4 separate regions of the Mus musculus genome follow, and regions 1, 2 and 3 are each linked to region 4. The links are chromatin loops, found by intact Hi-C in ENCODE. Cell type or tissue: left cerebral cortex. All regions are shown on one strand. Region 1 overlaps Olfm1 (olfactomedin 1). Region 2 has its middle 67 kb from the start of Olfm1. Region 3 has its middle 17 kb from the start of Fcnb. Region 4 has its middle 8.2 kb from the start of Gm13373.

Region 1 (8,000 bases), 190 kb before region 4:
TGTGTGTATGCTAATGTGGTCCTTGAGGGTCCTATAGACTGGGAGGTGGGGGGGGGGGGGTCACACTCAAGCCTGACCTCATGGGATGAAAAGGAGAAGTCCTATATATCAGGCTCAAACTGGGGGTCCATAGGATGGCAGGAGAGTTGCAGACTAAGGCAGGGGTGCTGGTCACAGTTTCAGCACCTCCTGAATGACTAAGCTGTAGCTCTGAAGTCACCTCTGGCCATCTGTGAGATAGGAGGCATGCAGAGGTTGCACTCAAGATCCCACAGAGCATGAGGCTCCGATCCCAGCCCACTTGAGAGCATGGAAAGCTCACACACACACACACACACACACACACACACACACACACACAGCAGGACGCCAACAAGCCTCCACCCACTTCCACCAGGGGGCTGGTTCCAAGACAGACACATGCACAGGAAAGATGCTCCCACAGTGTGGGGTGCTGTTGTGGGCTGCTAGGATTGTCTTTCTGTTTGGGGAGGTGAATCCTGCCTGGGTCCAGGAGTCTAAGTTCCCACCATGCTGGCTAAGTACTTTATTCCAGCAGCCAGAGACTACTGAGCACTTTTGCTCAATTTCCTAGAGAAGACTGAGGCTTGCTGAGGCCTACCCTCACTGGTTATCAGGCTGGCCTGGCCTTTTGCTTACAAGGAGACATGAAGTCCCAGAGGGCAGCCACTCACTGCTATGTCCTGCCGATGCTGCCCTCGGGTGCTCTCTCTAGAGGAGGGTTGGCTCTTCTTGGGCCAACAGTAGAACCTGTGTAAGTGACATCATGAGCTGCTGGGCTTCAGATCTGAAGGGGAAGAGGAAGAAGCAGCTGTCCTCTGAGCCTAGCTGTGCCATTGGGGGAGGGGCCAAGGCTCTCCATTGCCTATTGGCCCTCACCTGTGTGCACTCTGTTGCAGCCTGCGGGAAGCTGACAGGCATAAGTGACCCAGTGACTGTCAAGACCTCTGGCTCAAGGTTCGGGTCCTGGATGACAGACCCGCTGGCCCCAGAAGGCGATAACCGGGTAAGTGTCCCCGAAGATCTTAAGGAACTTAAAAGACCTGGCGTCTGTCCCTCACCCTAGTACCAGCCGTGTCTATCACCTAGGCAGACAACTCCAGGGGATGTGGACTAGATAGAGCCAAAGTCTCCCAAGAGCTTCTTCTAAGGAGAGCTGGTGGAGGCCCCATGCTAGCACGAGTGACAGACAATGGGGTGGGGAGGCTGTCCATTTGAGCGCGGTGGTGGCAGGGGGAGGAGGAGCAGCAGCAGCTCTGCCCAGTGGCTGAGCAGGTGCCCAGGCATCTACCGTGCTGACCGCTCCGGGCGGTTCCCATCACAGTCTCTGCTTCAGGGATGGAATCTATTAGGCCTTTCTTGTTTTAATGACAGCTGATTTGTACTCATTTGCCATTCCTTTCATGGCTGATAGAAGCTCTGTGTTCCCTTTTGATTCCGAGAAGAGGCTGGGTTCCTTTTTCCTGGGTGTTTCCCCCGTGGGCAAACCTCAGAAAAGAAAAATGAGCCAGCAGCCCTTTTTTTTTTTGGCCTATTTCTCCTTCCTTGGAACTGGGCTGTGGTCTCAGCCTTTTGGGAACTGGGCATGGGGAGTCAGGCTGGGAGGCCTCTTGGATGGAGGAGGGCTTAAGGAGCAGTCAGGGTCTCTAGGAAACTCCAACAGAGATGGAAGAGAAGCCATGCTTCTGTGAATCCTTTGATGCCATCCAGTGCTAATCACTGCAAACAGGATGAGCCTCCTGGGGTCTGGGTGCTTCTCCCAAACGCTCTTCTCATCAGAGGTTTGCAGGAGAGTGGACAGCCACACTCAGAACTGGTTGTTCCTCCCTGGGCCCAGAGGAAGCAGCCTGAAATCCAAGATGCTCTAAGCCTTTCTCACATCTCCCCATGGCAGGCAGAACAAGGCTAGGCAGAACTGGAACCAGGAGGCAACTGGGGGTGGGCAAAAGACCCTCTAGACATGGCTTTATAGACCAGTGCCACCAAGGGCCCAGCTCTTCCACATGACAGACAGCTTGGGAGGGCTGGCCGGGCTGCCCAGAAGATACAGTAGGGTCAGGGCTGTGTGAGCATAAGTTGTTCTCACACTGTTTTCTGGATCATGGCGGTATATAGTTTCTCAGCCTTCTAGTTTATTTTCTGTTGCTTGTGATAAAACACTTTGACAGAAAGCAACTTAGGAAGAAAAGGTTGGTTTTTTGTGTTATACTTCCTGGTCACGTGCATTCCTGGGGGCAGTCAGGGCAGGAACTCAAGAAAGGACCTGAAAGGTAAACCTATTTGCTATTCTTCTAAGCATCACTTCTGACGAAGGAACTCACACATGGGCAAGAAATAACAGCAGGAACCATGAAGGATGCTAACGATGGCTTATGCTTAGCTAGCTTTATAACATAGCTCAGAACCACTGCACAGGGGATAGTGCCGCCCACAGTGAGATGAGCCCTTCTGTTAGTCAAGGCAATCAAAACGGTCCCTTCCAGGCATGCTCATATGTCAACCTAATAAAGACAGTTACTCCACTGAGACTCTTTATTCAGCTGATTTCAGGTTAGGGCAAGTTGACAATTAGTGCTAACTGGGACACTTAGGTTTTGATTGTACCCACATCTTGTCAGAAAAAGTTACCTCTGCTCACAGTTTGGTTAGGAACACCCTCTTGCTATAGATGTGGATGCTATGATGAGGAGAAAGAGGGCCAAGACAGAAGATGCCTAGAAAGTCCAGGCCAGCATGCCAGGCTCTGCCCCAACCATGTCATGTCTAGTTACCAGCTCTGGATTGCAGAGAATGATATAGTTACCTCTGTGCCCATACATACACACACACACACACACACACACACACACACACACACACACACACACACACACACACACACACCAAATACACACACACACACACACACACACACACACACACACACACACACACACACACACACACACTGGTCTCTATACACCTTCTAGCACCAGTACCTCCTTCCAGGCTTCTGAGAAACTGTTAACCACTACTCATACAAATGGGCCAGGTCCTACCCATGGTCCTCAGAGGCTGGTGCCTGGTGTCACTGAATCTGTGAGATTCTGGACTGAGGCTCCTGATGCCACCCACTAAGGACCTCTCCCCACCATCAACTCCACCCTGGCTAGCCAAGGCCAAGAGAGGTACCCAAGTCTGGAGCCTTCTGACATTACATATGTGTGCCTCAGTGTCTAGGATATAAGGCATAGCAAGGGTGTAGGCTCACAAACTTGTCAGGACACCCATGGGTGCTGTGACAATTAAGTATCTATTTTCTGCTTCGTGACTGCCTTCCGGCAGAGGAGGCTCTGGTGGCAGGCAGTGGCTAGAAGGAGGAGGGGACTTCATGAGGGCTGACAGCAGGGAAGCAGCTGGATGCTGGCTGGCAGCAGGCACACAGTATTGGGTGCTGCTCTGGGCATGTTGGGCTCTAAGCACTCTGAACCACGTGCTCCCGGCCTGCTAAGTGACATGTCGCCTTGTTCAACCATTGATCAACACCAGCAGTGTTTGTTTTGCTTGCTTTCTTCCAATCTCCCATTTACTTTTGATCACATACACACGGGAGACCAATAACTCGCCACACACATGCAAAGAAAAAAGAGAAAGAAAGAGAAATTGATGTTGGCTTTAGAGCAGGCCCCCGTGGAGGGTGGGGTGAAATGGAGGGGAGGACTGCATGGGACCCAGGAGAAGACCTCAGGAAGCTGCAGAGCCCCACATCAGTGTGTGTACTGAGGGCCTCGTGCTGAGCCAGCTCAGTCCCCACTGCCTCTGTGTAAACTGTTAGAGCAAAATGAGCTTGGGACACCTTTGCATGGGCTCCCCTCTAACAAACACCAACTATGTAACGTGCTATGCAAAGGAACCTTACTCAGCAGTGAGCCACAGACCCTCAGTCCCCAACATTAGAAGTGGGTGCGAGCTGTATTTCTTGTGTGCGGGATGCATGAGTCCCTACCTCTCTACCACACCTCCAGGTCCCTAGAGTTCCAGAGATCTCCTTCTGGATTCTCAGGCTCACAGTCTGCTTGGACTGAGACACTCTGACAGAGTTGTGTCCCACCCACCTCCCTTTCTGCTTCCAACTGGCTTGCCACCTCAGGAGTCCAGTATAGCTTACACAAGACATCAGAGAGGGGGCTTGTACCCACTGCCCCAGGAGGCTCATGTTCAAAAGGGTGGCATATTCCTCAAACCCTCACTTAGCTCTGTGCGCAAAGGCTCTTTCCTCTCATCTAAACAGCATCAAAACCAGCAGATGATCCTTAGAACAGAGGGTGGAATTATCCAGAATGCTTTAGATTACACAGATCTACTGGTGCCTGCAGCTCTGTCTGCTGGCAGCTCAGACATCCTTTCTAATCCTTTCTCAGTGGGAGTAGGGACTGGGACATTCCTGGGGTGTCTGGCATCCCGCCACTTCCTCCCAGCCTCCCACTGGGGTTCTCTCCACCCCTTCACTAACTGCTCCCTTTAAAACATGGTTTCCAAGGCTGAATTCCTTGATGCTAGCGGTTTCAGGAGGACACTTGTCAGATGCTTGCCAAGCCAGAGAGAAGAGCAAAACTAAAGCCCTGTTAGCAAGACGGTCCCTTAAATAGCATCACCCAACACCTTCACTGCACCATAAGATGCTGTGTAGAGCCCTGGCAGCTCTGTCCTGGTCCCCCTCCCAGCTGAAAAGGAACTAAACTTGGTTAGGTGGCCTCCATTTTCATGTCTGAACATGGGGCGACTTAAAGCAGAGCTATAATGTGTACAGAAGAGCTCAGGGAGCCCCGCAAAGCCTCGGGGACCTCCAAGCAGGCAAGCCCTTGACATCCATCAAAGGAGAGAATGAGGTAAGACAGATGCAAAGTGAGCAAGTTCATTCTGAGGCAGAAAAATAAGAGTCATGCAGAATCAAGCACAGATGTTAGAAGGATGCTCCTGTGTACCTGGGCACCAGCTACAGATGTGATGTGGGGACTTAGAAACTACTAAATCTATTAACTAAGTTTTGACGTTAGTATATGTCGACCTACAGCTTTTTCTTGGCCATAGAGTTCATTCCCTGACAAGCAGACTTTTTACAGGTCCGCTCTGCAGCCTGAGAAGGGTAATATGAGAGCAAAGGCATGGATCAAAGGCATGGAGCAAAGGCTCAGACATCGGTCACAGTGGAGTTAGATTTGAGGCGTGTTCACGAGCCATTTTAACAGTCTCACTTGTGAACTTACTTAGAAAAAGAAGTGTGTATATCTCTTTTTTAAGGTGGTCTGGTCAGTTATGCCAAAATTCTCAGGGTCAGCTACTGAGAGACAGAAATCAGGACCAGAAGAGTGAAGGTGGGGTAGCTCTTTGCCCACTGGTCCCCTCTATTCCTAAGCAGCTGTCCTGCATCAAAGGCAGCTCCACTGGCGCGTAGGCTCCTCTGACGACACTTGTGTCCTCTAAATAAAGCCAAATGGTGTAGGTACCCTGACACCCTCCACTCTGCCCTTCACCTTTAGCCGAGCATCCTTGAGTCTAGTTGGAAAGAACCATTAATCCTTCTAGAGGACATGAGAGCCATGTCTCTGGGAGCCAGCAACTGCCTCTGGAGTCACTTCCAAGAGACAACACTAGCCTTGAAAAGGACAGAAAACAAAGGCATTTCAGAGCGGAGCTCACAACACTGAGGGGAAGAGCAGCCCTTTGGAAATGGGGCTTCTCCCCATGAGGCTCTAGGCTTTAAGCCATGTGGCTCTCTTCTGTAGAATGGCCCATGTCTCAAGCAGCCTCCATAGCCTGTAGTTGAATATTTGGCCTCTGGAGCCTACTTCCTTAATGTAACCCAGTCTGTGTCTTCAGAAAGCAATTGGGTCCTGTGACTGATTTGCCAGTATATGGAGAAGAGACCACTTAAAAATCCTTAGAAATTGGATACTGGTATCATCTTGTTATACACTAGACCGAAGAAACACAGAAACCAATCACTAGCTTCCTGCTGTGGAGAGCCCATTCCAAAGCACAAAGGAGGGGCTTGCTTCACAGGTGGACAGGGAGGGCTGTAGAGGGAGGTTAAAGCAGAGGCTGCAGAGAGATAGAGAACTCTCCATCCTAGGAGGCAGCCCAGTGAGGGAGTAGGGGGTGGGTAGCTTTGCCCCGAGAGACCTAGGGGTTGATATCTCCATTTTAATCCATGACCCATATTGTTGAGGGATGGACTCAGGATAGCAACAGCCTCAGACAGAGACGCTGTTGTTGCTGTCGGTGTTTTTAATCTCATTAGAAACCAAAGGCACATCTGCCTCCCGGCATCTGATCAGATGTCTCAGGAACCAAGCTTGGGAGCTGCTGCCACAGCCCTAATCCCTGCCCAGCTTTCCCAGCTCTCTGTGGATAAAGCAGCTGTCTTAAAGCCTGGCAGCAGAGCGTGCTGCCAGGTCTCTCTCCTAACCCTGCCCCCTTCTCAGCTGCTCCAAAATTGCTTCAAGATTACTAAAGGTTTTTGTTCCGAGTCTAGATAGTTCTCGGGTTAACTGGCATGCAAGCAGTCATCAGAAATCACTTTCTTTGTAACCCTTCAAACTCAGGTCGAGGCTGAGTTTGTTACTTGGGTGATTTCCATGGCTGGGAGACCCACAGTCCAGTCTGAGACTTGCTTTCCCCAGATTAGGGAATGAACGAACCATTGCCCCCTACAGCAAACCAAAGCCCTGGTTAGTTACCTTCCCCTGCTCATACTTGGTTCTCTCTCTCTCTCTCTCTCTCTCTCTCTCTCTCTCTCTCTCTCTCTCTCTCTCTCTCTCTCACACACACACACACACACACACACACCAGCAGACAGAGACAGTGACTCAGACTGTACATCAGTAACAGCTGGTGAAATGGAGAGGACTCACTCACAGCGTGCCATCCGCACACTGGAAGATGGCCCTTCCCAGTCACCTTGAGAGACAGTTGTCCTTGCAGACAGAAGCTCCCCAGTGTGTGAGCATCTACCTAGCAGCTGTACTCTCTGCAACACTGATTCTAGCATCGAGTCCCCGAGTTGATGACACTCCTTTCTCTCAATCCCTTGGCCAAGATCCAACAGTGAGCAAAAAGACATGGCCATTGTCCTATAACATGGTGCTATCCTAAGTAGTGAGGGCTCCATCTGGGGACCTGGTAGGGTTTCCCATACTACCCACTGTTGTATATTACATAGACTGGCTGTGGACTGTGTATGTAGGAGAGCCCTAACTGTCTGTGGCCACATCTGTCCCTCCACTGTGTCCCACTCTTCCCAGGGGTAGGAAAATAGGCCTGAGTGGAGACTAGGGGCAGTCTAGCGTTCCTGAAGGTAGGACAGGATGCTCTATGTCTTCAACTTGCAGCGGGACATTAACCATGTCTGCTCTCCCCACAGGTCTGGTACATGGATGGTTATCACAACAACCGCTTCGTCCGTGAGTACAAGTCCATGGTGGACTTCATGAACACGGACAACTTTACCTCTCACCGTCTCCCACACCCCTGGTCAGGTACGGGCCAGGTGGTCTACAATGGCTCCATCTATTTCAACAAATTCCAGAGTCACATTATCATTAGGTTTGACCTGAAGACAGAGACGATTCTGAAGACGCGCAGCCTGGACTATGCTGGCTACAACAATATGTATCACTATGCCTGGGGCGGCCACTCAGACATCGACCTCATGGTGGACGAGAATGGGCTCTGGGCTGTCTATGCCACAAACCAGAACGCAGGCAACATTGTCATCAGCAAGCTGGATCCTGTCTCACTGCAGATCCTCCAGACCTGGAACACCAGCTACCCCAAGCGCAGTGCCGGTGAGGCCTTCATCATCTGCGGCACCCTCTATGTCACCAACGGTTACTCGGGGGGCACCAAGGTCCACTATGCCTACCAAACCAACGCCTCGACCTACGAGTACATTGACATCCCCTTCCAGAACAAATACTCTCACATCTCCATGCTGGACT
Region 2 (8,000 bases), 140 kb before region 4:
GGAGGCAAGCGTGTCCCCACATCTGAGGCATGTGGGCACACAGAGCTGACAAGACCTTTCTCCAGAGCTGGCCCTGAAGGCCAGGGTGGGAGCAGCCAAGCATCCTCAGACTTGGATGTAACTGTCAGCGGTGGCAGGGCACCACAGCTCAACACAGCCTAGGACTGGCTTCCCTTTAGGGCCTCCACTGAAGCAAAGCCTGATCTTTGACTATGGCACAGAAAAGACCTTAGGTACAAACCAGTCTGAAGCAAAGGTACTAAGTAAGCTAAGTAGCTCAACGGACAGCCATATAGGAGAGGGGCTTTATATCAGGTGCCCCCGTGTCTGTTCTGTCACTGTGAAGAGGTAACATAGCCAAGGCAACTCTTAGAGCAGAAAGCATTTGGTGAGGGTGGGGTGGGATTGCTTACAGTGTCAGAAGGTTAATCCACCATCTTCATGACAGGGAGCAAACGGACAGGCTTCAGTAGTAACTAAGGGCTTTACATCTTGTTCCATAGGCAGGAGGAAAGAGAGGGCAGGGAGAGGAAGAGGGAGAGGGAGAGGGAGAGGGGGAGGGGGAGGGGGAGGGGGAGGGGCAGGGAGAGGGAGAGGGAGGGAGAGGGAGGGAGGGAGAGAGAGAGAGAGAGAGAGAGAGAGAGAGAGAGAGAGAGAGAGAGAGAGAGAGAGAGAGAAGACTGGGTTTATTGTGGGCTTTTGAAATTTCAAAGCCTACCACCAGTGGTACTTCCTCCTCCAAGCAGGGCACACCTACTCCAACAATTCCTAATCCTTGTCAAACAGTTCCATTCCCTGGTGAGTAAGCATCCAAATCCAGGAGTCTATGGGGACCATTCTCATTCAAACCACGCCAGGACACAAGTGTGGAGTTTTCGAAAGAGACCTGTACTTAGGTATCTTTACAATAATCAAGGATACCCAACCTGCAACCCACGGGCCGCATGAGTCCAGGAAAGCCATGAACAGCACACAACACAAACGTTGGACACCCCTGAATGACCCTGCAGCTTTCTAAATTACACTTCTCCAAGGATGTGATTTACAGCACGATTTAAGGATTAAGCAAAGCTTAAGATTTAAGTAAGGTGTAAAAGCCAAGTTTAAAGGAAGTGCGTGAACTGGCTCAGTTATTTTTCTTATCGGAAAGAATTCTCGTGCACAAGTGAAATTGCAAGGTTATTTCATGAGGTGCACTGTTTAGATTTGGGGAATGAGGAAGAAATGCCAATATGGTAAAACTCAAGATTACAAGCGTTCCAGCCCCGAGTGAGCATGACTTATTTACTGTTTTTAACACCCCTGTTTGAAGCAGCTTGGCTTTATCTGTTGCATTGAAGTTTCTTGACTCTCGTTCTCCTCTTATGTTTCTTCAGTGCTTCCTCTCTTTCTCTCCTGCTTCAGAAGCACGCTGAGTGAGGCCCACCCCACGGGAGGCGATGAGCCAGGGGGTCCTAAGAGGTTAGCAAATCTGCTCTCTGTTAGGAAGAACAGTCTGAGGGCAGAGCGGGCTCTGAAGTAGGCGCCTTTTCTCCAGGCTCCTCCAAGAGTTTCCCTTTCATCTTAATTAGCTCGCTGGTACAATAGGCACAGCAAGCAGTGACTTCCCCTGGGAGCAGCTAGGACCTGGCAGCAGCCACTGTTTGTGGAAGCAGGCTACTCCATCTTCCTGCTCAGCCTGGACGGAGGGGACAGACCAGCCAGTGACCAGGCAGAAGAAGCTCTGGGCTTCTGGGGGTTGGCCTTGGGCCCAGTACAGCTGCCTGCCTGGCCCAGTGCTCTTTCTCTCTGAGCACCTGTTCTCCTAGAACCTGGAAAGTAGGTTGATTTCTATTCCAGTTTTTAGAAAAAAAAACTGGTAGGAGGTGGCTGATGGAAGGGTCGTCTGAGCCACTGGATTATGGCTGTGGGCCCTCTGGCTGGTGAAGGTAAGTGTGGTCCCAGACAGCTGTGGGCCTGTGATTTCCATCTGGCCCCTCCATTCACTCCAACCCTTCCTGCTTTCTAAGAGTTTGGTTGGCATTATCCGATCTCTTTTTCAAACATCCTACCAGCCTCACCAGCAGGGACCCAGGGACACTAGCCTTCTTATTCCAGGAAGTGACTTAGAGAAGTCACCCAGGAGGTAGGAAACAGGAGAGTAAATTCTATTGTTTGCAAGAGGAAGCTGAGAAAGGCCTGGCAAGCCCCACATGGAGTCTGTGATGTGAGGGTTCTGTCCCTCACAGTATCTTTGCAAGGACGTCATAGAAGTGGGGACCACATAGGACACCAGTGTGGGTTAGGTGAGAAGCAGATCCTATGTGTAACAGTGGGTGTCACCAAAGCCTTAGGTCACACCCCAGTGGGCAAACAATCAGAAGGCCCTGTCTCCTAAGGAGAAAAGAAAGCTCAAAGCTCCCTGCCTTGACTAAAGTCACAACTGTAACCATTAGAAAAACGGATTCATGTCTCTATATCACAACTCCTCCCACCCAGGCTTAGGGGACATTACAGAAGACAAGATGGAGAGATTGTAAGAGCCAGAAATTGGGGACAAGGCTACCAAACAGTGTCTTCTGGACCTGACATGGCAGCTCCACTCACGGCTTCTTAGCAGATGTGGTGGTCTGCATAGGACCTGCAGGCAACAGCCCAGCACCAACAGGAGTGGGAGGGGAGGGCTTTGTGAGGGTTCACCCCTAGCTAAGAAGCTGATGGTCTCTTACAGGGTGCCCATAGTAGGTTTCCAATGTCCAGTGAATGACTCCTTTTCTGTGTGCATTTGGGCAGTGATACTTAGGCTCAGTGAGAGAGAGAGGGGGGGGGGAAGGGGAAAGGAAGAAAAGAAGAAAGGAAGAAAGGAAGAGGAAGGGAGGGAGGGGAGGGAGAGGGAAGAGGAAGGGGAGGGGATTTTCAGTTCCCAGTGCTCAAGTCAGGTGGTTCACAGCCCTCTGGAACTCAGCTCCACAATATCTGATGCCTCCAGCCTTTGCAGATACTTGCATCTGTACTATGCGGCACCCCCCCCCCCATCTGCACACATAATTAAAAATAATAAAAACAAATCTTTTTTTAAAAGAAGACAAGAAGTTGGGAGCAGGAGGAAAGCATCCCAGGGAGGAATTGGAGAGTGGATTCAGGCCAGAATATGGCCAAAATACATTGTATCCATGTATGAAATCCTCAAAGAATAGCTAAACAGCTAGACTTAAACAACCAAATTGAATCAAAAAAGCCACCCGGGCTCCACCTGCTTCGTATTGGAGGCGGCTGTCCTCACTTGTGACAGTGCGGGTGTGCTGTCTGTGTAGTACCCATCATGTTCTTCTCCTCCCTCACAGAAAGAGGGGTGCAGCGAGTGTGGGGGGGGGGGTCTTCAGCAAACTCTGTTTCCTGAACTTTTCTGGCAACAAGTATGGATTAGTTTTATAATCAGGAAAAACAATTAAGCTATTTTTAAAGCTGGCAATCGACACATCGTTGAAGGGGAGGCTGGAGGCAGCTGCTGTGGCTGAATCATCTAGAACAGTAAATTTAGTGGCTTGGTGCTAAGGGATCAGAATGGTGGGATGGGCCAGAGACTAACCTGGGTTGGACTTAACAACTACCTGCTATTCAAACAGGCTACAGGGACAGGACTTAGAGAAGGGACCTAGAAGGAGGGACACTGTACCACCCCCCAACTGCGTTTTCCTTAACATATGGGGCATCCACTGCCTTCTTTGGCTGCTCTCTGCCAACAGAGAGAAAGCAGCAGCCTCCATTTAAAACATGCACACACGCAACACCTCTGCCAAGTCGATGGGATGGGGTAGAGTGGGCAGAGAGACAACCAAGCCTTTGTCCCACTTTGCAAAAGCAGCGTATGCAATCACAGTCCGTGCAGAGGAAAGTGTCACCCAGATGAGTTCCTGTGCGTTCTCCCAACAACAGGAAGCTCTGTGTGGGCCAGGCACACTGCTCTGCTGTGGCTAGGTAAGGAGTAAATGTGGATGCCACCAATCCCCTGCCGATGAACTGCTGGTCTTTCATGTTGTTTGAGCCAACCTGAATGGTCAGATCTTCCCCCCTGTTTAGTTATATTCTCATCTCTGCTACCTAGAAGGGCACCCATCTCCCCTCTCACCACAATTCAAGGACTCCTCGGCAGTGAGATTAGAAGTGCCTCTGGCCTCACGGGTACTTGATGGATGGACAGGGCACAGAAAATGACGGCCACAGAGTGGCAGGTGGTCTTGGGAAATTAAACAGCTCTCCCCAGTCATCCATCATCAGCGCCTCATTCCTTCCCCTCGGCCTGGGGTCAGCAGGACACTCTCAGAGCAATCCATCACCTGCTGGGTCATAATATCACAGCTTTCTTCTCTCCAGGGATCCACCACAGCCCAGCATCCCGAGGCCACTGTCCACTCACCCACTCAGAAATGCCTCTAAATGCCGGCCTAAATAGTGGGCACTAGGCCTTCCAGGCCATACTGGCAGGGCAAAACCCACCTGGAACCAACCTTCATTTAAATGATGACTCTGAGGCTGGAGAGATGGCTTAGCATTTAAAAGCACTGGCTGCTTTGCAGAAGGTCCAGGTTCAGTTCTTAGCACACACACACACACACACACACACACACACACAGAGGCATCTCACAACTGTCTGTAACTCCAGTTCCAGGGGATCCCCTGCCTCTCCTGGCTTCTAAAGGCACATGTGAGGCACATGTATAGATGCCTGCTAAAACAAAAAAAAACAAAAACAAAAACAAAAACAAAAGCAAAACAAAACAAAATAAAACCTCATATGTATACAATGTAAATAAATAAAGTTTATTATGATATTTATTATCACCCACCCCGAGCTGGAGGAAGAGATGGTCACGAACCCATTCCTTAGATCCGCTAAGTAGTAGGTCCTGAGAGTTTATATGGTTCAGCGTCTTGAGGTGGGGAGAAGGGGCAAAGGATAATGTGACTTGTTCTGGACAATGAGAAACAGGAAGTCCCTGCCAATAGAGGTGTGTGACACTGACTCTCTTCCCTGCTCTCTGTGGTGGGACTGGAGGCCCTTGCCAGATGGCAGAGCTGCATGCCTGGTTGGCCTGGTCGCACTCAAGAGGAGCCTAGTCCCACAACAGTCTGCAAAATGCTAAAGAATGTGAAATGGTGCCAGCGTGCCCACGTTGACACTGCCCAGGGCCCTTCTGCATGCCTGGCTGGGGCATAGGACAAGTGACATGAATATGGGTTTTTCCATTGATCCAGATAGAAATGAGGGATCAGATTCTGTGGATTATGAAAGGTAACCTGGTCCTCGGTTGAGCTAAAGACTTTGAAGCCTGGGAGACCCTGAAGGGATGGCAGGAGCTTTTCCTGTTCCCAGGTACCAGGTCCTGCCATGTAGCCTCAGCCCCCCCAGGGATTTATGGCCATCAGTCTCATAAGGACAACACCCAAGCCCTCCCTCATGTAGATGAGGCATCCCTAACATCTCAGACCAAGGCAATAGGAAAAGAGATGTGACCTGTGGTCAAGTAGGCTCAAGTCAGAGATCTCCATGCTAATGAGGTACCTAGAGGCCTGGAGGGCATAGCCAATAAGCTTCCCTTCCCAGACATTCCTCCCTGCAAAAGGTATTTAATCTCAGACCCACACTGAGAAGTAAGGTATGGTTTTATGCATCCACTTTCCACCATGGCATTAAATGATTTGGAACCACAGACTGCCTCTTTTCATTGGGATCTGCTCTGGGGAGCCATGGAGAAGGCCTTTACCTACAGAGCTGCTGCCTAATGTCCTGTAGAAGGCCTCTCTGCACCCCTAGCCACAACCACTGCCAAGACTGCCACCATCAAGCCAAGGACTCTCCCTGAGGGATGAGCCAGAGCTCCCCTTCCCCCACCCCCTGCCCCAAGCTAGGCCCAGCCCACGTACCCCCCAACTCCATTCTCTCTTCCACAATTCCCAGTGGTGCCTGGGTATTCAAGGGTCTGAGAACCCCATGGCCTTGACCTGCTCGAAGTCCCAGTGACCCCCCAAGCCAGCCCTGGCTTTCCCACACCTCAGACTGCACTTTCCCACCGCATCGGCAGTGTGGGATAAGCTCAGTCAAATTCCCTAGGTTCTGCCTCCCCAAGCTGCTGTGTTGTTTGGCACAGCAGACACGGGGCCCACAACCCTACTGGATTCTAAGCAAGAAAAACCTTCCTCCAGCCTAGGGCCCAGGCTTGAACCTGCTTGGCCTTAGAGTCAGGTTCCAAATGCTATGAAAGCTAGTGCCCTTCAGGACCAACTAATAGCTTGCTTCATCCAATGACCCAGACCACAGGGGAGTTAGCTGGACCACGTCCTTCCCTGGCTAACCCATCTGGCCGTTTTTCTGCCTATCTTCTCCCAAAGGTAAAACTGAGCAAGCCCAGAGTCCCCCTGCCACCCCGACTGTCATCTGGAGTTAGTGGCACAGGCTGGTTGTGGGTGGAGCAGATCAGAGAGAACCCATACCAGAATTTGTAAATTCCAGGATACTCCCAATAACACTGTGAACAGACTGCTGTGCACAGGCACAGAAGGCTCTGAAGAGCAGGCAGAGACTGGACACATGAACTCTGGGCTCTTCTTTCTGGGCCCAATTCCATCTTCTGCCACCAACTTTGATCCTTTTGGACCTGCAAAGACTGTGTTCCTGGGAGGAACTTGGGGACATGGGCATGAGCCCTCCTCTGCTTTGTTGTATTGGCTCGGCAGCCCTTTCTTCCTACCTGGGCATGGTGGCACACCTGCAGTGTCCAGGACTGAGTTTAACAAAAGAATCAGTGTGAAGGGGTTGCTGGGTGACCATGGCTGCAGACATCTCTTGTCAAGAGGAGAACCAGCTTCTGGGACTTGGTTTGAGAAGGATATCATCTGTATTCCAGTGAACAAGACAAGAAGACATATGTCTCTGTAGGCTCTCCCTCGTACATCAAGCTCAGAACCAGGGGAGATGCCTGGTCTCTAGTCATAGAAAAAGATATTCCCCCATCATTCCTCATCCAGAGTCCAGCATCCCTCAGTAGTTCCTCAAATATCAGGACAGCTCCAGGCAGGGGGACAGGATCCCCTGATTTCCTCACAATATCCACATTGTATAACAGAGTCCCATCTACCCCCCTGAGCTGTTGGTTAGTCAGGGCTCGCAAAACTAATCCTTGACATTAACCTCTGAAATGCTCCCCTTTGTCCCACATGAGCTGCCTACCCTGGGGGGCAGCGGGCACCTGTGCAAACACCATGGTCAGCAGATTGTCGATTCATATGGGGCAAAAAGGAAATCCATTTCAGTATGACACAGTAGCTGCTGTTGGTTCAAACTTGTAGAAGCTGACTCTGGGCAGCTTACGCTAGGCACATTGAAGCAAAGCACAATTTTGGGGGAAAATGTCTGGTGATAATGAATTCAGCCGTGTGTGTACAACAAAACTTAAGACATGATTACAAAGTCTTTACAAAGTACATACGACCCCTTCCATAACAATAGGTTCTATTGACTGAGAAAGAATTTTCAAGATCCAAATCTAGGGAGACTGACTGAAGTCAGGAGGAGTGGGGTGTGGCCTGCAGATAGCCCAGGGGTCACCTAGACTCTGCTCCATGTGTAAAGTACACGTGACATCTTCCATAAAGATGGGTTCTATTGACCAAGAGATAATGATCAAGAGAAAGGTCTAGGGTGGAAGAGTCTAAGATAAACATAAAAGTCTAAGGAAACCAGGTATAGCCCTGCGGATCACACAGGACACCAGGCTATTAACCACACCCATTTCCAGCCTTCTGGGCAGAAAACAGGTTATACATCTCTTTCTTTAAAGAGACAACCCTGAGTGTTTAACATTCCTGATTCCCGGGGTGCCTCTGTGAGCACCAGGACCCATGCCCTCTACACAACCCCACAATTCTAGGGTGCTCAAGAGCTTTGGCACCTTCTCAGATATAACAGCTTTTACTTCTGAGTGCTAAGGATGAAGGATTACAAAGGTGTTGTCAAGCTGGTT
Region 3 (8,000 bases), 350 kb before region 4:
TGTTCAAAAAACATTTACCTTCACAAGAATGTGTCGTTGTTACAGGAGACAAAAATAAATGATTAAAGAGAAAAACATTTTTTAATCTGTCAAGCTAGAAAGTTTCTCCCCTAAAGTGTTGCTTTTAAATTTTTTCCTAACTGAGTGATGAACCAAAAATAATTTTTATAAATAAATTCCAAAATTTAGGCCTTGATGTAATTTGTTTATGAGCATCTCTGCTTTATCTTAATAAGACTTAAAAAGTGTTCATAAAATGGCCAAGATGTCTGGGAGAGAGATACCTTCTGAAACCAAACTGATAAAGTATACACATGGGCATGTGTCTGTGGGTCCTCGGAAGTGCGGGCCCATGGCCCAGTGAGGCTTCTGCGCTTGGTTGGTGAGGGTTCCAAATCTTTCTAAAAGCCAAGTTGATGTTCTTTCCCACCCATTCTCTCCCTGGTCCCATGTGCTACCTCTTCTCCAAACCATAGGTTCTCTGGCTGGTTTGTGCAAACTGGTTTTCCATCATTATAATAAAAGATCAGAGACCATTAACTGCTGTGAGGTGATAGGCTACCTTGCTGGCTACCTTCCACTTCTATAGGAAAGGCTTATTTGAGCTAATAGATTTAGAAACTCCAGTCTGTGGTTCAGTTGGGCACATGGTGACCTAGTAGGCATGTGTGGGTCAGCAAGCCACTTACATTATGATCAGGGAATGTGATATCCAGAATGAATTCAAGACCACCCAGTACCTTCCCGCTTCAAAAAGACCTTCCAAACTGTACTAGCAGGCCAAGTGCAGAGCCAGATAAAGAAGCTGGCTGACTAAACAAAGATAGAAACATAGTTTTAACGGTCAAAATGACTAAGCTTGCAACTGCCAGAGCAAGATTAACAACTCCCCTGCCCCACCCCACACTGAATTCTGAGACAAACTAAGCAATGCCTGAAAAAATTATTGGCTATACCAATTAAAATAAGCCAACAACCCTGGTACTGATATCTGGTCTTTACAAAGGTAGAAAACGTGTGTTCTTTCTTTGTTCTGGGTCTCTCCTCTGGCCTGCGTGCTGAGAGGGGAGTCCCCAACATGTTGGGTCAATAAAAAAAATCCTCATGCGGTTCACAACGATGGTGGTCTCTGTGGTCTTTGTGAGTGAGGTTCTCTTGACAAACTACAACGGGAATATGAAAGAGAAGGAGTCCCACAGAACACTTAAAGGGCACATATCCAGCAATTTTTTTTTTAATGCCAGGTAGACCCTGCTTCTTAAAAGAGCCACACTGTGCAGCAGGACTTACACTCGTGGGCTTGTGGGAGACATTTAACATCTAAAGCATGACACCCATCCAATGACTCTGTGTCTGAGGAGGATTGATAAAAAGTACTACAAGTGTCCTTTGTCAGCTTAATGCTTGACTGGGTACAATTTTAAAAGGTTCAAAGTTTTATAGATTGTGAAACTCAAGGGTAAGTTGATTGCTGGAGGCAGGTCTTGGGCTTTGCGTTGCTTGCTTGTTTTAAAATTTGTAAAAGATTTGTTTATTTTATGTCCATGAATGTTTTGCATGTGTGTGCTTGCGGCCGGAAGAGGGCACCATATCCCCTGGGACTGGAATTATGGATGGTTAGGGACCACCATGTAGGTTCTGGGAATTGAACCTTGGTCCTTTGGAAGAGCAATGAATATTCTTCAGTGCTGAGCTGTTACCCAGTCCCAAAGGCCTTGGGGCTGTGTAGCTTGCCTGCTTCTTGCTTCCTTTCCTTGGCTTCCAGATCCATCCAGACACCAATAAGCAGCCCCATGTTCTTGCAGCCACGGCCTCCAGCTTGTCTTGCTGCCCAGACTTGCCAGCATAATGGACTGTATCCTCACATCCTCAAGTCAGGTATCTTGGCACAGTAAGAAGAAGAGTAAGGAATGGACTGATCCATGGCAGTGTTAGCAAGACCCCAGGAGAGAGGCACACCTGTGTGCTGTGAGGCACTTTAGAGTCCACCATTGATGGAGATAACTCACTAGCTGGCTTCTTCTCACTCTGTCCGCTGCCTCCTGCCTCATCATTTCTGCTGTGGCAATGTGCTGATATGTGGACCACTTTCCCATCCCTTGGCTTCTCCTTTCTCTAATCTAATTCTATCTGAAATGGACCATCACCAGGGAGCCTCAGGAGGGAGCACGGTGGCCCAATGATTAGCAACAGAAATGAAGACCCCAAACCTGATCTCCCTTCCTCCATCCTCCAGGACAGGTCCCCGACTTCTCTTTTCTTCCCCACAAATTACACAAATTAAACCTCTTGTACATACCACAGGCTCTGGGAGCACCCACAGGCACCAAGCCCTCCTGAGAGTCCTGAGGAAGTGTCCTGCTTCTGTGAGTCCTCTGCACATGCTCTTCCCGAGACAAGAGGGCATTTTACAGCAGCACCCAACAAACTTTCCAACTGGAAACTTAGCAGGGCAGAAGTATGAGCTGATTATTTTTTAACCAGCTTGGCCTAAGTTTCTCCAAACAATCTTCCAGAGTCAGGATGCCCTCCCCACCTCTCAGACTTGGGTGCGTTTCTGTGTGTGTGTGTGTGTGTGTGTGTGTGTGTGTGTGTGTGTGTGTGTGTTCTATGCATGTGTGTGCACATTTGTGTGCTTGTGCATTTGCTGAAATGTGCACATGAGAAGATCAGAAGCCAATGTTAGATGTCTTCCTTTGTTCCCCACCTTACTTTTTGAGACTGGATCTCTCACGGTCCCTGGAGCTTGCTGCTTGCTCTTTCAGCTAGACTGGCTGGTCAAGAGCGCCAGGAGGGCCTCTTGCCTCTGCCTCCTCAGCACTGTCACTGCAAGCACACATCATCATGGCTGAATCTTACATGGATGCTGGGAACTTGACTCAGGGCCTCCTGCTTACCCAGCAAGCACATCACCCGTGGAGCCATCTCTCCAGCCCCTGCACTTCACAGTTTGAGTGCAAATATAGACAGTTCGTTTTCCAGTCCACACCCAGAGCACCCACCTACAGGGAAGAGGCTGTAACTTTATAGAACCCCCGCTCCCATCATGCCAGGGGACTTTCTGGCCAACAGTGTCTGTGGGAGATGTTTACATACAGAGCAATGCTATGTGCTCACTTTGATCTTTAGTCCTCTTCCTGTGGGAAGGACACATTTCTAAACCCATCAGGCAGGCAGTAGATGGAGCCCCTATGGTTGTTCAGTTTTCAGATGGTCAGCCGACACTTACCCGCCCCTGAGTCTTTTGTGCTATGTAGAAAATCCCAAGACACTCTGCCAGGCTTCACAGCAGTACCAGGGGCAATGCAATGTTGACCTGAGGTTTCTGTCACAATACCCATATGCTCTCTTGCTATTCATGGAGGAATCCATAATGGATCTCTTTTTGCTTTAAATCTACAGCGCAAACCTCAGTGCTGATAGTGGGCTGCGTGGCAGAAGCCTCGTTTCTGATCAATGTGTTGCCTGCAACAACTTTGAGGGCGGATGCGTGGAACATCCTTTATGGCCCCCAGGGGAGAGCTGGGAAAACAGGATTCTAACAGAATGTGTTTCTTTTTCTTGGCGGCCTGGCTAGGTGTTACAAGGAAAAAAAGAGCTTAGCAGTTGGCAAGCAGGAACAAAGCCAGCTGAAGGCTACAGGAGACCAAGGGCTTTCTGTCATGGAAAATGCCCACACATTTCCAGATCCTTAAAAGAGTGAGAGAGAAAGTTTTAAATGGCTGTAGGTAGCCAGCTTTTTTAATGTAGTGACTCGGCCTTGCTGTGAAATCCCTCTAGGCTGGGAGGTAGCTAAAGTGTTGTCACACAAGCCGGAGGGACTTGAATCCTGTTCCCAGAAACGTGTAGCCAGGCATGGTGGTGCACACTTGTGATTCCAGTGCTGGCTGTGAGTTCTCTGGCCAGCCAGAAGGCCTACTACGCACATGTCTTAGGGTTTCAGTACTCTGAGGAGATACCATGGCCAAGGCAACTCTTACAAAGGAAAGCATTTAATTAGGTTTAAAGCTTCAGAGAGAATCTCAGTTCATTATCATCAAGGCAGGAAGCATGGCAGCCTGCAGGTAGACATGGCACCAGAGAAGGAGCTGAGAGTTCTACACCTTGATTGGAACCCAGCCAGCAGGAGCCAGCTCTCTTTTGCACTAGGCAAAGCTTGAGCACTAGGAGCCCTCAGAGCCCGCCTACACAGTGACACACTTCCTCCAACAAGGCCACACCTACTACAAGGCCACACCCCCAGTAGTGCCCCTTCTCATGAGCCAAGCATATTCTAACCACCACAGCATATTCCAGGCCAGTGAGGGAAAATGAAAATTTCTCAAAAAAAAAAGGGGGGGGACTCCAAAGAACAACACCTGAGTTTGTCCTCTGACCTATACACACTACACACACACACACACACACACACACACACACACACACAAACACACACACACCACACACACTTCCTCCTGCCTGAGCCTGGATCATCTCAGGGAGATGGCCTCAGGGCAGTAGATACACAGAGAGGCAGGGCACACATCCCACTGACTTGAGGACTATCTTGGGGAGCTTGGGTGAGGCTGGGGGAGAGGACTCCATGTTGGGCCTACTCTCCTTGCTGTGTCCTGCTCTGACCATGCCCAGGCACCAGCAAGAGTGAGTTTGTGTCTATCCCAGAGTGGCAGGTGCTTTGTTCAAATGCACTGCATCTGAGAGGGCGGCAACAGGGAGGATACCGGGTGGAGGAGCCGCGCACCCCTCTGAGCAGGCCTGGAGCTCTCTGGGCTTCGTGCCAGTGCAGCCTCCACTGGGCTCCTCAGCTATTCTTTAGTGGCTCTGAGCTACTTATGCTGTTGTCATTGTCATAGCGACTCGGCGGCCTGCAACATATGGGTGGGAGGCGACCGATGATGTGATTCCTGGAGCTGTGCAGAGACTCTGTCCCTCCTACCCACCACCCACCTCACCATGTGTCAGGAGTCCCAGCCAGTAAGGCAACAGCACTAGGGACCATCTGAAAACCCATCTGTCCCAAGTTGGTGGCTAGGACTCAAGGAGCTTTACAATCCTGTGGTATGGAGTCCTAACCCCTAAGTGGGATTAAAGGGAGAGTCGCCATATTTCACAATAAGAACTGAGATGCTGCCAGCTGTGTGTCTTGTCCACCCAGACCATGGGCCTCTCAGCTCCCCATGACCCATATCCACCAAGGCTTTGCAGCCCACAGGCACAGACGACTTGGCCGCATTGTGAAGAGAGGCAGGACCATCCCTCTAGACATGTAGGGCCTTCCCACAAAGGAGACTCTGCATTTTCAGAGGAAGTGGACTTTGTGTGGGCCTAGGCACCTTCACAGCAGGGTGTCCAAAGCCACACACTAGGCTGCAGAAAGGGGTTTGCTCAGGTTGGCAGCCAAGATAAAGGACTTGAGGTCAGAAACATACCCTAAGCTCCCATCACAGGACATGTTTGGCTGTGGATACAGACATGGCCATCCACATTGTTCAGCAGAACGGCAGGGTGTGGAAGTTCAGGGTCATGTGAACAGGAGCAGCCTGAAAGCCTCAGTTGGCCTTACCCTGGGTTGTGAAAACTGGGTCTGAGCGACTCCTATTTGGGAGGATTGTTCCACCCAGTTTCCTTCTGACATCACATCCCTGTAAACCAGTGGTTCTCACCATGTTGGTGGTGACTCCTTGGTGTGTGTGTGTGTGTGTGTGGGTGTCGAATGACCCTCACAAGGGGTCACCTAAGACTATCTGAAAACACAGATACTTATGTAATGATTCATAACAGTAGCAAAATTATAGTTATGAAGTAGCAACGACAATAATTTTATGGTTGGGGGTCACCACAACATGAGGAGCTATATTAAAGGGTCGCAGAGTTAGGAAGGTTGAGAACCAGAGCTCTAAAGTGAGCTCTTCTCTGACAACCAGAGGATCAGCTCTTCTTTGTCCCATAATCATCTGCAGTAACAAAGTTCCAAGGTCCTGACAGCCCATCACAACCATCCAGGAAGACTCAAAAAGGAATCATGACCCTCCCTTCCACCCAGACTCTAAAAGCTCCCTGTGGATTCTGAGCCATGGGGAAAGCCACATGGTCCCTGGGAAGCCAGCTGTAAAGCAAGAGGACCTGGCTTCAGGCCCCAGCACCTGGTTAGCAAACCAGCTGTGGTGACAGTATACACCTGTCACCTCAGTGCTGAGGGGAAGGGGGCTCCCTAGAGGATGGTGACCAGCAGGATTGGCTAATCAGTAAGTTCGAGTTTCAGTGAGAGACCCTATCTTTAAAAATAAGGTGGAGAGTGATAGAGGAGGACACCCAGTGTTGGCATGCGTGGGTGCACACGTAACTATACTACATACAAAAGCCCTGTGGCAGTACATCAAACAGACATCCCACAGGCCCCGTGTCCACAGCCCCCCACCCCCGACATCCCCTCAGTGAGGATCAGACTGGTGACAGAGAATGTCTGCCTCTCGATCCCACATCTGTGACAGTGCACGTTTTCTGAGTCAGCATGCTCGCCAGAGAACTCGTTCCTAGGAGAAAACTCAACTGCAGCAAGAAGTCTGCACACACACACACACACACACACACACACACACACACACACACATACACACACACACACGAGGAATGCTATGCAGGGTCCAAATCCACGATAAAAGAATGGCCTTTTCCTCAAGTGAGTTAGTAGCTATTTGAAAACTAAATATGCAAACACTTGTAACCTGGGAAATAGCTGTAAAGTTGAGAAATAAAAGCCACAAACTATTTTACATAAAAATTCACGATTCTGTGTACAGAAAATAAAATTTTGTATAATTTCACATGTATAAGATAAAACAAAATGCTATGTAAAATAAACTTTTCAAAAAACTTAAACTACATTTCAAATTAGAACATAAAAGGTATAGATGTCCATTTACTTTAATGAATTAGAAGAGGTCGGGGAGGTCAGATTCCTTCTAAAAACAAATGATTAAGACCCATAGGGGCAAAGAACCAGAAGGAACAAGGACCCAGAGGGAAAAGGAACTCAAGGGGAGACTGGACCCAAGAAGCAGGGACCAGAAGGGTAGTGACCTAGGGGGATCAGAGACCCAGGGGCATCAGGGACCCAAAGAAGCAGGAACCCAGGGGTGCAGGAACCCAGGGGTGCAGGAGCCTAGGGGAGCAGGAACCCAGGTGTATTGGGAATGCAGAGGAACGGAGACATAAAGGAAGCAAGGATCTAGGGGGGAACAGAAAATCAGGGAAATGGGCCATCCTGAAGAAGGACACCCATAGCCCAGAGTCCTGATCTGAGTCAGAATCTCCAAAGACTTCAAACTTCAGGAAATAATGCCAAACTCTTCTGGAACAAATGGTGATGTCCCCATCAAAGACCTAGGTGCCATAGGATGGACTCGAAGGGACATTTTAAGACTGAAAACCAAAAACTCAGGAGTAGTAATCAGACTTTCACATAGCGGTGGTGGTGGTGGTGGTGGTGGGGTCTTTACCCGAAGAACAAGGCTTTCATCTAACTTCCTGCGGAAAACATACCTATCAAATTAACCACGCATAGTCCAAGTGCCAGGTCTTGAGGTGTGCATTGGGAAAACATCCTCTACCTGACACACGGAAGGCCCGAGGGTCTATCCTCAGCACTGCACAAAAACAATCAAGTAAATCAAAATAAGGTACAAAACAAAAACAAAAACCGGTTGCCAGTGAAGAATCTTACATCAGGTGAAACTAGCAGTTACACTAAAGTGTGGGAGATGCTCAGCTAGTCGGGGCTTGCCTTGAGAGTACGAGGACTGAGTTAGGTACCCAGAACCGACATAAAATGGGTGCATGGTCTGGAGAGATGGATCAGCAGTTAAGAGCACTGGCTACAACCAAGTTCATTTCCAGCACCCATGTGGTGGTTCACAATCATCTGCAGTCTCAGGGGACCTGATGCCCTCTTCCAGCATGCAATATGGTGCATAGACGTACTTACAGACAGAACACTCATA
Region 4 (8,000 bases):
ACGTGAGTTACAGTGTGGCCAAAGCTGAGGCTAAGTAGTAGGCCACAGGCTGGTCCCCAAACAATAGACACACAGCATTCACTCATGGCGCCTAGAGTCATAAGCACGGTGGAGACAGAAGGCTTTGGAATGTGGAATCCAGAAGGTGTGGGAGGTTGGAGCATGAGGGTTCAATGGGGAAGAGTTTCCCATCAGGAGACAGAAGATGGATAAGGTGGTAGCTAATCAATGCTACTGTGAGTTATATGCACTGGTGTGTGAGGCCAGAGGGGTTAGGAGGTGTCGGAAGTGTAGCTCAGTTGGTAGATGCATCCATAGCACATACAAGGCCCTGGCTCCCATCCCCTGAACATCATAAAAAGGGGGTTTAGAATGCTAGGCTCCAAGTCACTGGTATTTTACCTTAAGAGCACACGTTGGTTATAAATATCCTTGGGCAGAGCTCACTCTAACAAGCTCAGCGCTGTTCTGCCTGCTGTAGTAACCGCCAGCTACAGCAACCCTTTCCAGTGTCTGCTGAGAAGTTTTTTACAGAGACACCACACAAGCCAGGAACACATGCAGGCTTGCAAATCAACCTGTATGGTGGAATGGGGCATGCAGGACCTGGGAAATGAGGAGAGGTCAGCGGCAAGTCAGCATTGGGTCTGCTTTGAGCATGTGACTAAGCACTTGGAAAGGAAGCAGAAAAGATGACTTTTGGTGTCCTGAAGAACAGTAAAGGATGCTATGCAGGGTCAGGAGACCTCTGCTGGCCCCTGACCTTCTACACCCCAAGAGCAGCAGATAGGAATCAGCAAATTGCTCTTGAACGTAAGAGCAAATGGGCTCTCTGGCCATCCATAAATGATGAATGGTTGCCACAGCAACAGCCCCGGCCCATATTTCATCTCTTGGAGATTCAGACAAGCTCTAGCAAGACTGTAAAAAGCCAAGCTGGAAGGGAAGGGGTGTCAATCACCAGCCTGGTGCTGGAGGGACCCTCAGGGCTCAGAGTGTGGGGCGGACATGATTCTGCTGAGGCACAGATTTGGGGCAGGAGCACAGTTTGGGAGTAATAGTAACTGAGCTCAACTCTAGACTTTGGCTTCTTCAAGTGGGTTCTATTGTCCAGGTCACATGGTCCCCTCCGTCTCCTGGCACAGCCTGGGAGGCTTGGGGCATTTAGGTGTTCCACTCGGAGCCTCTGCCAGGATCCCTGCCCCAGCCCACACTTTCCTTACCTGTAATATAGAGAGGGAAACTGTACCATATCAGCCTTTAAAAAGAGTTGGCAGTTTATGTGTGTGTGTGTGTGTGTGTGTGTGTGTGTGTGTGTGTGTGTGTGTATGTGTGTGTATGTATGTGTGTATGTGTGTGTGTATGTGTGTATGTGTGTGTATGTGTGTGTATGTGTGTCTGTATGTGTGTCTGTATGTGTGTGTATGTGTGTGTATGTGTGTGTATGTGTGTGTATGTGTGTGTGTGTGTGTGTGTGTGTGAGTGTGTGTGTGTGTGTGTGTGTGTGTGTGTGTGTGTTTGCTTGCTTGTTTTTAATCAGTTTGACACACTCTAGGTTTCTCTGAGAAAAGATAGCCTCAATTTAAAAATGTCTCTATCAGCCGGGCGTGGTGGCACACGCCTTTAATCCCAGCACTCGGGAGGCAGAGGCAGGTGGATTTCTGAGTTCGAGGCCAGCCTGGTCTACAAAGTGAGTTCCAGGACAGCCAGGGCTACACAGAGAAACCCTGTCTCGAAAAAAAACAAAAAACAAAAAACAAAAACAAAAACAAAAACAAAAAAATGTCTCTATTAGATCATCCCATAGGCAAGCCTGTGGGAAATTATCTTGATTAATGGTTGATGTTGATGTAGGGTGGTCCAGCCCACTGTAGGCAATGTCACTGCTGGGCAGGTGATGGCTCTGCATTGTATAAAAAGGCAGACTGAGTAAGTCATAGGTAAGCCAATAAGCAGCGCTTCTCCATGCCCTCTGCTTCAGTTCCTGCCTCCTTACTTCACTTCATGGTTGACTATAAGCTGTAAAATGAAATAAACACTTTTCTCCAGAATTCCTTTCAGTCATAGTCTTCATCACAGCTAAAGAAACTTAACTAAGATGCCCAGGGGTCAAACTCAAATCACAGTTTTGGCAGCCCTTACCTGCTGTCTTAGTTAGGGTTTCATTGCTGTGAATGACCAAGGCAAGACTTAAAAGGACAACATTTTTTGTTTGTTTGTTTGTTTGTTTGTTTTGTATTTTCAAGACAGGGCTTCTCTGTATAGCCTTGGCTGTCCTGGAACTCACTTTGTAGACCAGGCTGGCCTCAAACTCAGAAATCTGGCTACCTCTGCCTCCCGAGTGCTGGGATTAAAGGCGTGGGCCACCACGCCTGGCAAAAGGACAACATTTAATTGGGGCTGTCTTACAGTTTCAGAGGTTCCGTCCATTATCAACATGGCAGGAAGCATGGCAGTGTGCAGGCAAACATGGTGCTGGAGGAGCCAAGAGTTCTAAATCTTGATCCAAAGACAACCGGGAGAGACCTCAGCAGGCAGCCAGGAGGAGGAGCACTCCCACACTGAGTGGAGGAGCACTCCTGTACTGGGTGGAGCTTGAGCATAGGACCTCAAAGCCCAATCCCACGATGGCAAACTTCCTCCAACAAGGACACACCTATTCCAACAAGGACACACCTTCTAATAGTGTTACTCCCTCTGGGCCAAGCAGTCAAACACATGAGTCTATGGGGGCCAAACCTATTCAAACCACTACACCTGCTGAGCCATCTCAACAGCCTGCAATGTGATAGGATTTGTCCTGTATCTGCAGGATACCATAGTAGCTATTATGGTCACTGGCCAGGCCACTTCTCCCCAGCCTGCTTCCCATGGTCCTCTCAGTGACCATGAGCCCCAGTAGAGACAAGCCGCCAACATGCAACCCATGGGATTCCTTGATTTTTTTTTTAAAGTGTATCTTGAGGCCATGAAATATTTCAACACCAAATTTCACTATTAATGAGAAGGCAGAAGCCAGCACCTTCTGAGAAAGGGTTTCTTGGGCACTTTATAGATCAAAGCTATAGAATAAAATAAATATGACCAAAGATGGCTATGAGGAGATGTTCTGTCCAGGAAAACACCCAGAGAAGAGAATAGAGAAAATGAGGGCTCACAGGCATTAAGGCACTTCCACCCTAAATCAGCCTAGGGTAAGCAGGGAGGAAGGGAGAGAGAGAGGGAGGGCCCCAGGCTGACTCCTCCCACTCATCTGGTGAGAACTGCATTCTACCAGGAAAATGTCATCCTCCAATCCAACCCTAGGGGAAGAAACCAGGTCCCTACAGCCCCTGTGACAAGAACAAAGTAGGGGACCAGCTTGGTGAGGCCAGGCCTGAGTCACTGTGAATCCAAACCCACCTCCAGCGTCAGCACAGTGGTGGCTCACTGGAGAACATCAGAGTGGTGAGGTCTAGAACCCACGTTCTCTGCAATAACCTTCTATCCACATTTGCTACACATGGGGTTCCAGAAAAACGTGGAACGTGTTGAAGCCACCAGGTGAGCTGAGGGCAGGTCCCCAAAATGGCAGCTTTGCTACATGAGGCAGCCCCAAAGCTGCTTCCAGACAAGGCCAAACAGAGTTGAGCTCCAGAGAAGCTTGCAGGGCAAGCCATGGGCCTCGGCAAAGGTGCAAGGGCCTTCCAAAGGGCAAGCTTGAGAACACACAGAATGTTCTGCAGAAGAAAGTAAGGGAGAGTGCACAGGTCACTGTCACCCCTGGAGCCCCCTCTGAGACTCCCTGGATACTACACTACACAAGCTGAAGCCACACCCACTTGTGACCAGCACTTTCACTATGTGCAGCTCTTGCCCTCCGGGGCTCCCTGCGGGACGAGGATGAAGGTAACCTGCTGCAGGTACTATCTCAGCCCTTCCCCTGCCCGCAAATCTGAGCCACGTTGGAGTGGCCACTGCTGGGGCTCAGTTTCCACTTCCCAGAAGCAGCAATGAGCCCCGAAGTTGCCATCTTCAAAACAGTCCCAAGAACTGACCACTGTACTGAACATAAAAGCTCCTGTAACTGTAAAGCTCTGTGCCTTGGGAGTATCACAATGGTCATGCCACAGCCCCCAGGCAGACCCAATCCCTACCAGTCCATGAGAGCAAGTGCTGGCTGGGCACAGCATGGGGCAGGAATCCAGGCCCACATGTGCAGCTGGCAACTGTTCCAGGAGCCAGGCAGCCTGTGGGCTGCAGCAAGCTTGGGGAAGGAAAGGACGAGGCAGATGGCTCGTGGGAAGGCTGGTGGCACCACCCCCATGTGGGCGGCAGACGCAGACTTCTCCTGGTGCTATCTCCTCCGCACCAGATCAGGAGATGCCATGGGAGGATGGGTTTGGCACAAGAGATGAGCTTCCAGCCTCTCAGTGCCACCCTGGCCTCTAGGAAGATTACATTCAAACTTACACTCGGCACAGTCCCACTGACTCCCAACACCCTGTCCTGCCCTCTGTCGATCCTTCCTCACATGGATGACCCTAGCCACTTTCACTCAGCAGACTGTTCCTATGGGAGAGCTGAAGCCCCAGGGCTTTTACCCCTTAGGATCTTTTCCCAACCAGCCAGTCTTAGAAAAGTGTTTCTAAAATAAGAGGATGGATGCGTGGATGGATGGATGGACAGATAAGTAGATAGATAAATAAGTTGATGTGTCAGTGACAAGGTAGATAGATCTGTGGATAGATGGATAGATGATGGTGGACAAGCTGCAGGTTACATGGGTGGATGGATGAATGGATGACTAAATGAATAGCTTGTGGATATATAGAGATATATATAGATATATGCAAATGGCTAGATACGTAGCAAGTGGGTGGATGGGAGCATGGATGGATGAGCAGATTGATGGATGGATGGATGGATGGATGGATGGCTGGATGGATGGATGGATACATGTGTTGGGTGGGTAGATAGATAAGTGGAAGGATGGATGATAGATGGATAGATAAAGGATGGGTAAATGGTGGGTGAGTGGAAGAATAAACGAGAGGATGCATGGATGCATGGGTGCATGGATGAGTAAATGGATGGACAGATGGATGAATAAATGAGTACATGGATGATGTGGATGGATGGATGGATGGATGGATGGATGGGTAAATGGATTGCTAAATATGTGGGTAGCAGATGAGTGGACAATGGACAATATGGATGGGTACACCCATGAATGGAACTGAGTGGATGAACACCCAGGTGGCATGAATGGATGGATAGACAGAGGATGATGCAGGGTTAGATAGTTGGGTAGACATAGATTATGTGCTTGGCACACAAATGGAAGGACAGTGGACGAAGAGGAGGACCGGGACAGGGCAGGACCTGGGCTTAGATCCAAGGTTGGAGGTGTGAGAACAGGAAGCCCAGGGAGGTGGACTATTTGCCAAGCAGAGCAAGACAGGAGTAATTAAGCCCATGTGCACTTCCCAGAAGCCCCAGCAGCCCTGGCTTCATTAAGGTGCTGGCCAGGGAAATCTCATCAGAAATAGAAATTGAGGTTTGGGCTGCTTCCAGCTGCACACTCTCTAATTCCAACCCAACCACAGCCCAGGAGGGCCCAGCCCACAGTGTCCAGAAGTGAAGAACCCAGAGCAGGAAGTGTCCCTACCTGGATGACACCCCTGACCTTCTGAGGCTCTATTGCCCTCTCCCTCTGGGAAAACCCAACAACACAAATGCCAAGCAATGCCCGGCTTCAGACAACTCAGGATCACCTTCTGTGATCACAGCCCATCCCCCACCGGAGCCCACACATTTCTGTCTGTCCTTCCTCACATGCAGATAGATTTGACAGCCAGACATGTCTCCTCCCTATGTAATCCTACTCATGCGAGTCCCACACAAGACTTTCAATCAGGTTATCATTGCTTCAACTTGCACATGGAGAAACTGAGGCTGACATGAGGTCGTGGTCCCATCAGTGACTTGCCCAGAGTATGGAGTCCAAGGTGTCTATGTGATCAGACTCAGCATCACCAAAGGCATCCAAACAGCGTCACATGCACGGCCAGCACCAACCTTTGCCATCATCTGCAGAGTTGGCACACACCGATTCAGAGGGACCCAGATGCCCACTACCCAAGGAGGCCGAGTAGTCCAGGTCTTGGCCTTGAGTGCTCCTGGCATCTCAGACCTGCAGTACCAAAAACCTACCCTAAAAACCTGTGGCATCTGGACACAACATCCCCATTCTACCAACCTTGTGTTCCCTTTATTTTATAGGTAAGGGAGGCCTCTGCATCCAGCTGAGTGAAGCCCTGGGAAACGCCACATGACTGAGGTGGGTACAGGCAGCCTTCCTAATGCCACATGACTGAGGTGGGTACAGGCAGCCTTCCTAATGCTTAGTGCGTCAGTAGCTGCTGCTGTGTGGCCCAGAGGCAGCGCCTTCCCCTCGCTGGGCCCTCCCAGCACCTTCTCTAGAGGAGCAATGGAGAGGACCCCTTCCGAGCCCACTCAGCACGGTCTGTTCTGTTCAGCAAACCCAACATTTCTAGACCTCTCTGCGTTCATGCCCACACATCCAGAGAGACAGCACCAGAACCTCCCTGTGTTGCAAAAGGAACAAAGGCTGTTTCGTGAGCAAGAATATAAGTTGGCGCCAGCTATAGAATTCTCTGCTTAGTGACCCAGTTTCTCAAGGGGGAGGGGTAGGGGGTTCCGTGTCAAGTTGGAACAAATTAAAATACATTTGTCTTTCATTCGGAAGGAGTCCAGCACAGCAGGAGAGCCAGGCACGGCCTCATTCCAGCATGCCTAGTGCCAAGTCAATTTGCAAAGAGAAGTGTACACATGGCTTGGGGGCAGTGTGGTAGGCCCTTGGGGGTGGGGCTATGGCTCATCCCAAGGCCACTGGCAGTTTGCCATACTCTGTCCAATGTGATGCTGACCGGTGCTTGTGGGTGAAGCTCCCCACCACCCCAGAGTGCTTCTTCGGGGCTGATAGGGATGACAGCCTGCCCCGGTCAGCACACTGTATCAGAGTCCCAAGTGTCACCGATAATCATAGGAACAACAACAATATCACTTACATTTGTTGGCTGCTATGTGTGGGCACTGGGCCAAGCCCTGCCTGTGGACAGGTCACAGGCAGATAAGAACCCAGGGACACAGCAAGAACTGGGGATCAACTTCATCCAGTCTGTCAACAAACACTTCTCTTTTCCTTTAAAATCTTTTTCATACAGTCTATTTTGATGTTTTCCCTCTCTTAGCTCCTCCCAGATTCTATCCACCCATCTTTATATTCTCTCTCTCTCTCCCTCTCTCTCTCTCAAAACAAAGCAAAGCAAAACAAAAGCATAAAACAAAACCAAAATAAAACAAATGAAGTAAAAATGCCAAAATGAAACAAAATTAAAAAAAAAAAAATCCTGTGCACGGTCCTGCCCTGGAGTGTGGTTGATATACCCAGTAACACTCCACTGCGGAAAAACTGGTTTTCCCTTTTCCAGTAAGTATCAGTTGCAGACAGCTTCTTAATTAGGGCTGGGAGCCTGTGGTCACTGGCTCTCTCGGTGCTGGGACCCCATCTAGCTTGAACTTGTGTAAGCAGTCTCTGTGTGTCCTTGTGTGCAGTCTCTGTGTGTCCATATGTCCATCAGTCCTGTTGTGTCTGCAGGACAGTCCTGTGGAGTCATCAGCCACATCTGGTTGGCTCTTAGCATCTTTCTACCTCCTCTTTCACTTAGACCCCAGTTCTATGCACTGAAACCAGAGGAATTCTGGGCTCCAATAGACAAAGGGCAAAGCTGCTTCCCCCACCCTGGGTGACAGAAAACACAAGCTGTGCACAATGAGCTCTATAGCCAGAATGAGGCCACAGGGCGGGGCCCTGCCTGGTGAAGCACAGGTACCAGGAGAGGCCATCAGACAAGGATGAAACAAAAAAGGGACATGGGGTCCTGCAAACCCTCCAGATAGACCATGGCATGCCTTGAAGGCCAAGTCAGGTCTCA

The links. Hi-C counts contacts between places; a loop is a spot of excess contacts. Peaks named below come from ENCODE experiments on the same cell type or tissue, not always from the same donor. Only the 100,000 strongest peaks of a DNase experiment are listed, where the experiment ranks them.
Region 1: a loop joins it to region 4, with 7 times the contacts of the local background. A loop is called at or near these places in 5 of 42 quality-filtered maps.
Region 2: a loop joins it to region 4, with 7 times the contacts of the local background. A loop is called at or near these places in 2 of 42 quality-filtered maps.
Region 3: a loop joins it to region 4, with 13 times the contacts of the local background. A loop is called at or near these places in 4 of 42 quality-filtered maps.

What each region holds. Positions count from the first base shown.
Region 1 is chr2:28,221,631-28,229,630 of GRCm38, forward strand. It overlaps Olfm1 (olfactomedin 1), which reads left to right. Exons shown (of 6, transcript NM_019498.2): 5 at 921-1,027; 6 at 7,424-8,000. Among named protein-coding and RNA genes, the nearest start is that of Olfm1, 20 kb to the left of the region's middle. In left cerebral cortex, a CTCF peak has its summit at 426; DNase peaks (open chromatin) are centred at 373, 3,358, 4,143, 4,500 and 3 more places; H3K27ac peaks cover 6,093 bases.
Region 2 is chr2:28,269,107-28,277,106 of GRCm38, forward strand. No RefSeq gene overlaps it. Among named protein-coding and RNA genes, the nearest start is that of Olfm1, 67 kb to the left of the region's middle. In left cerebral cortex, no CTCF peak of the experiment used is centred here; DNase peaks (open chromatin) are centred at 1,641, 3,265 and 3,760; H3K27ac peaks cover 4,547 bases.
Region 3 is chr2:28,063,831-28,071,830 of GRCm38, forward strand. No RefSeq gene overlaps it. Among named protein-coding and RNA genes, the nearest start is that of Fcnb, 17 kb to the right of the region's middle. In left cerebral cortex, a CTCF peak has its summit at 3,528; DNase peaks (open chromatin) are centred at 3,034, 3,576, 4,149, 4,882 and 1 more place; H3K27ac peaks cover 2,532 bases.
Region 4 is chr2:28,408,852-28,416,851 of GRCm38, forward strand. No RefSeq gene overlaps it. Among named protein-coding and RNA genes, the nearest start is that of Gm13373, 8.2 kb to the left of the region's middle. In left cerebral cortex, a CTCF peak has its summit at 3,317; DNase peaks (open chromatin) are centred at 480, 2,537, 3,386, 4,286 and 3 more places; H3K27ac peaks cover 5,504 bases.